Regions from separate parts of the Homo sapiens genome. Here region 2 is linked to region 1. Evidence: chromatin loops called from intact Hi-C (ENCODE). Cell type or tissue: ovary. All regions are shown on one strand. Each heading gives the region's core, and the rest is flanking DNA. Links, peaks and the distances in the headings are about the cores only.

The links. Hi-C counts contacts between places; a loop is a spot of excess contacts. Peaks named below come from ENCODE experiments on the same cell type or tissue, not always from the same donor. Only the 100,000 strongest peaks of a DNase experiment are listed, where the experiment ranks them.
Region 2: it touches region 1 in a loop (2.1-fold over the local background); 7 of 110 quality-filtered maps call a loop at or near these places.

What each region holds. Positions count from the first base shown.
Region 1 is chr6:118,782,774-118,785,691 of GRCh38, forward strand. It overlaps the pseudogene SELENOKP3. Among named protein-coding and RNA genes, the nearest start is that of ASF1A, 110 kb to the right of the region's middle. In ovary, for the core only: no CTCF peak of the experiment used is centred there; DNase peaks (open chromatin) are centred at 1,297 and 2,136.
Region 2 is chr6:118,579,730-118,582,647 of GRCh38, forward strand. All of the region lies in intron 2 of CEP85L (centrosomal protein 85L), which reads right to left. LOC107986524 (a long non-coding RNA gene) reads left to right here. Exons shown (of 5, transcript XR_002956384.2): 5 at 2,000-2,569. Among named protein-coding and RNA genes, the nearest start is that of PLN, 33 kb to the left of the region's middle. In ovary, for the core only: a CTCF peak has its summit at 1,269 (motif pointing left); a DNase peak (open chromatin) is centred at 2,165.

The sequences.
Region 1 (2,918 bases), core at 146-2,645:
GCTCAAACTGAGAACTGGCATTAGTCCAGTTAAATTAATCTGCAAGTTGCTCCGAAGTGGGGAAGCGGGGCAGGATGGCTTACATCTTAAATGGACAAGTGTTGGACAGCAGAGTCCATCTCCCTGGAGTTTATCTTTGATAACAGATTTCTTCTGAAGAATAGCCAAGTTTGTGATTTTGTTTTTCAAAACTCTACTTCAGCAACATGTGAAGAAAAGAAGAGGCTATGGAAACACATCTGATTCCAGATATGATCATGGAAGACAGCCACCAGGAAACCCTCTGGGGAAAACAGGTCAAATCAATCATCTGCATCTCCCCAGTCCTCCCCCAAAGGCTGGTGGATGAGGAAGGTAAATATCTACTCTAAGAAATAGACAACTGGACATGCACATTCACAGTAGAGAGAAACCACCAAGGAGCGGAGGGCTGACCATGCTGGACAAGTAGATGAATGCATACATCTAAACAAGGATTGCTCTGGGTCTTCACAGATTAATGAGATCATGCTGGGAATTCCCTTTGCAGGGAACTGGCTAACTGGCATGCAGTTCTATAAATGCACATCTGTCTCATTATCTTTTTTAATATACTTTACTGAAGTATTCATATAGTTCTAATAAGTAAATATTTTTAGCTTGCAAAACTGACTCCTCATCTTTATATAATTAAGTTACAAAAAACTCTGAATCTGAAGATGATAAAAGCCTATGTATTCAGTACTGTTAGTGTCCGTGCCACCTTTTTCAGCTTTTGAAATATTGTTCATTGTTAATTTGTTCTCATTTATAACTAAGTCACATTGTATTTTTTAAAATTAAAAACAAAATAATCTGCAGCAGATATAACCAAGCTTGAGATTATGTTCAGCTCTTCAGTTGCAGACTAAACAATCTGTGGGTGAACACACCTGAGCTGGGGTGTGGGGAAGCCACACAAAACCAACAGTTGCCTTGGACTTCAGGGTCCAAATGCATCTTTAAGAGGGTTGGCAAACTCACTTTTGTTATTTCTCAGTCTGCTGGATTCACAGTATGAAGACATAGCTGACAATTCTGAGCTTTATCAAATTTACAATTTCTGAGCTTTATCAAGCATTATTCATTTGTTTAAATGATCCAGAAATCTACAGCCAGATTACTGAATATTTAATATTTAGGAAGTTGAGTTGATTATAGACAAGACGACTGACTTGCAAAAATGTACTTTGCTCTTGTTATTTGACAAATATAATTGGCTTCTCCTGGCTGGTAAGGAAATGGTCCGTTGTGAATGTGGAAAGCGGTGACATTTGTGTAAGATGGGCTCTCAGGGCAGCAACCAGATGGCTCATTTCTGCTGACAAGTGAGATCCTTGCTAGACTGTGTGTGAAGATATGCACGTGTTACTGGAATTTTTGTTTTACCAGAGAGAATTAGGAAATATTTACCAAATGGATTTTCTGTGTATTTATATTTATTAGCACAGAGTGTATAAGGTCATAAAATCAGTCATTCATTCAGTAAATATTCTGTGTGAGGCCCTGTGCTGTACTGATACCAAAACATTTAAGCATAGTGAATACATCTGCTTAATAAAAAATTATGACTCATCCTAAAGACAGAATATTTAAAATAACTGTCCTATTGTGTGGTCACCTTATGTAGAGGACATAAATCCTATAGTTATCTGCAGCTCCCAGTATTGCAAAGTCTATGCAAAAATGCAAAGTAAAACACACACACACACACACACACACACACACGCTTTATGGGAAAGGAAAAGGAAGCTAGGTCTCCCTCTTTAATTAAAGAATATATTCTCTAACCTTGTAGCTATTTGAAAGCTAATTTAAGCTCTGAAAGCAAAAAAAAAAGGAAGACTCATCTATTAAGTGATCACTGCCATGCCCCAAGGCAACTGTAGATCCCAAATGTAATCATTTAAATGTCAGCATTTTCCTTCCCCTTTTCTGCAGTGATACAGAGAGCTCCATTGTCTATTCTCTCAGGCAGCTCATGCTGGCAGATTCCACCTGCAATCACACAGTGCAATTCTCCTTACTTGGGAATGGGAGTCTCGGGGGAGGACAACTTGGCTCTGCCAGTTAGTTCAGCTCACACAGCTCTAGCCTGCTAGGAGGAGAATGGGCTCAGCTCGGGGCCCAGCACTGAGTGGGAGGAGGTCTCAAGCCTGAGGTCCGGCCCTCATTGGGATCAGAGCCCACTGACCCACACTGCTGACCTTGGCACTGGGCGGAGGCAGGGCTCCCAAACATCACTAGGGGATTTCCCTAGGACAACCAGGCCCCTGTCTCTGTGTGCTGAAAATCCATACTAGAGGGGCTCCTCCGGGATGACATCTACAGATGATCAAAGGAAACTGAGTCCTAAACAAACAGAATTTGTATGGAAGGAAAGAGTTGTCTCCGGGTGTGTGTGTGTGTGTGTGTGTGCGTGTGTGTTGGGTGTGTCATGGGTTGGGGGTGGGGAGTTGTAAGGGGATGGAGAAGGAACGTTGTCATTTCTTGGGAGCTTGAGAAAGATCCCATTAGATTTTTATCTCATAAGTTGCAACAACAAAAACAAAAAAGTTTCTGATGAATTATATAAGAAAAAATAAAGAGATTATGGGCAGATCTGAGAATGATTTAGGAGAATCAACAGCTCTTGTGGCTGATTAGATATGTAAAGCAAGGGAGAAGGAAGGGTTAGGACAGATTTCTGGCAACCATGGGCCCCATGTGCCCTTCTCTCAGATGTGGAGACAGCGTGTACATTGCCTGAATTACCCACTCACCCCTGACTTCTGCTGCTCTCCCACCAAACTCTCAAACAAGGCAGGCCCTGGATTCTTCACTATAACAATCGCTGCATTTTGCCTGCATATAATGAATATATTTTTGAACTAAAAACTTGGGACACACAGATTCCTCTT
Region 2 (2,918 bases), core at 144-2,643, 200 kb before region 1:
AAATTATTTTAGGCAGATAGAGAAGACAAGGGGTCCTTGGCAAGTTTCTTTTCTTTTAAGGCAGCTCCAGATACATTTCTTGCATAGCAGAAAAATGGCCTGAAGGGCGGGCCAGCAAGCTTTGATATGCAAATGCCAGCCATTAGAAACTGGGTCCACTCAATATGGCAATTCCCACCTTCTTCTTGTCACTACAAGTGCCTAGCATCATGGCCACCCCCACATATCCCCACGTGTGTAGAACATCATGGTGCCCTGCATTTGCATATTAAAAGGCTAGGGTGGGAGGACCAGATTTTTGTGGGCTACATGAATGACATACCTGGTCAACCCAATCCCCTGGACTCTATGCAAATCAGACACCAGCTCCTCCAGCCTCCTAATATAAATGGCTGTTTTCTGCTGCACTCAGGGTTCCCTCTCTCAGCTTGGAGCCCCCTCCCTCTGTCTCTGTATGGGGGAGCCCCTTCCTTCTTTCTTGCCGATTTATTAAACTCTCTCCGCTCCTTAAAACCACTCCACGTATATCCATGTCGTCGTATTTAAACTGGCGTGAGAAAAGGACCCTGGTATTCCCCTCCAGTCATCAGAGTCGTATCATTTTGGTGCACTGGCCGGGAATCCGAGGTACAACATTCACTGAAGTGGTGATTATACAAGCGAGCTTAAAATCTGTTCTATCATTCTGAGGTGCTCTTGGCCTCTATTTTAAAATCAAATCAAATCAATCAAAAGGCATCTATCTGTCTGCTGGTTAGCTACACTTATCGTTGGCTGCTGTTCTAAAGACTCAGATGTGAGGCTTGCTGGTGAGAACATGGAGAACCCCCCAATACCCACAGGTGATTGGGAATGTTGGCCGTATTTCGAATCAGCTTCCTTTCATGGGGAGACCTCGCCGTTGCGCAAGGCTGGGAAAAGTTCTGAGGCAACTGAGCATCTCTGGGCAGGGCACACCCTGGTGTGACTCAAAGACCTCTGGACCAGACCCAGCCTCCAACAGCCCATTTCAGGTGCTGGCAGAGAATCCTCAGCTATCCGGTCATGAAACTTTCCTTCCTTTTCTATCTGTGGTCTCTTACTCTGTGTGTATGTGTCAACTGTGTGGGAATTTAGTAACCGGGAGTTTAACTCAAGAATGCCATTGCAATCTCCTGAACAGAGGGTTCCTCCGGGACAGTGAGCCTCTCTCTCTCAGCCCCTTGGTCTGGAGAGCACACGGCATTTCCAGGTCTCTCTACCGCTTGTCTGAGGAGCACACAGTATTTCTAAGCCAACAGTGCCACCTAGAGGAAACAGAAATCCTCTACATGAGGCACTTTTTTTAATGCTAACACTGCAGCTTCCTTTTGCACTGCTAGAAATCAGGCTCTAAGCCTCTTCCAGGAATGGGAAAATTCTGCTTTCAACAGTTAGAAATTAAATGTCTTCCATAGCCAAATTTTAGTCTCAATATTGTCCCATCAGCAGGAAAACAGCCATTTGGTTCCTACATTTCTTTAAGTCACCTATTCTGTCTCCAACAGAGACAGTACTTAATTAGTAAGGGGATTTTAAGTCTGGAAGTTAACTGAAACCATTTTTCTAAGGGTAAATGCTTTAGCATGGGCCATAATAGCAGGATATAGAGTTCAATCTAGCATAACCCCTCCATTAAAGGGGCCTTCCCCAATTACACAGTTTTCCCTGAGATCCATTTTTTTTTAGGGAGGTACACAGGTCACACAAGTCTAGGAGGTCAAAGGGAAATAACAAGCAGAGGACTGGGACTACTTGGGTAAGTGTGACTAGGCCTCAAAAGTCTAGTTTCTCTGGTGCCATGGCTTGGAGGGTCACACCTACAGCCACAGGCGGCACATTTAACTGGGTGCCGGGACCCAGGAACCAGGGAGGGAGACTAGTTAGAGGAATGCCCCCTACTGTTTTCTTCTCCACCCTGAGTCATACACCAAAAGGAAGGAGACTAAAAGGACACTTTTATTCTCACTTCTCTTTCTAGATGGCCAACAGATCGTCTTCAGCATGCACTCCTCTGGAATGTATTTTAAAGCACTGGGACTCCTTCAACCCTGAGACTTTGAAAAAAAAGTGACTCATATTCTATTGCACAAGAGCATAGCCTTCTTACTATCTTGGGGACAGATAAACCTGGCCCGCTGCGGGGAGCCTTGATTTTAATATTATCCAACAGTTAGATCTTTTCTCCAAACAGAAGGGCAAATGGACTGAGATCCCCTATGTACAGACTTTCTTTGCCCTGTGAAACAGCCCAGACCTTTACAAGTTCTGTACAATTGACCCAGTTCTTTTAGCGGCCACAGGGAATCGTTCCCCAGAGCTAAAGCAGGTTCCAGAGGAGCAATCTGAAACAGCTATTGAATGTCCCAATCCTTCCAGTCCCCCTCCAATCATACTATCAGCTCCTCCAGCTCCACTATCTCCAGTATATCCTACTCTCCCCGCTTCATTCTTACCTCTGCAGGAAATGGCTGATAGGAATGGTGCCATGAGGGTTCAAGTTTCCTTCTCATTACAGGACCTTAAGCAAATAAACAGAGACTTGGCCCAATTTTCTGATGACTCCGATAAGTATATAGAAATTTTCCAAAATTTAACTCAGGTGTTTGATCTCACATAGAGGGATGTTATGTTGCTGCTAAGTCAGACCCTCACTGGGGCTGAAAAGCCAGCAGTTCCACAGGCAGCAGAAAAATATGGATATAAGCAACATGCCTCCTGTAGCAGACCAAGGAGAAAAAGAGGAGACAAGGAAGGTAAGGAAGAAGTGGAAACTCCATTCCCACTAGGAAGGGAAGCAGTTCCAGCGGACAACCCTGATTGGAACCCCAATAACGCAGGAAATGAATGGAAAAGGAAGCACTTCTTAAGGTCTATGTTAGAGGGCCTATGGAAGACCA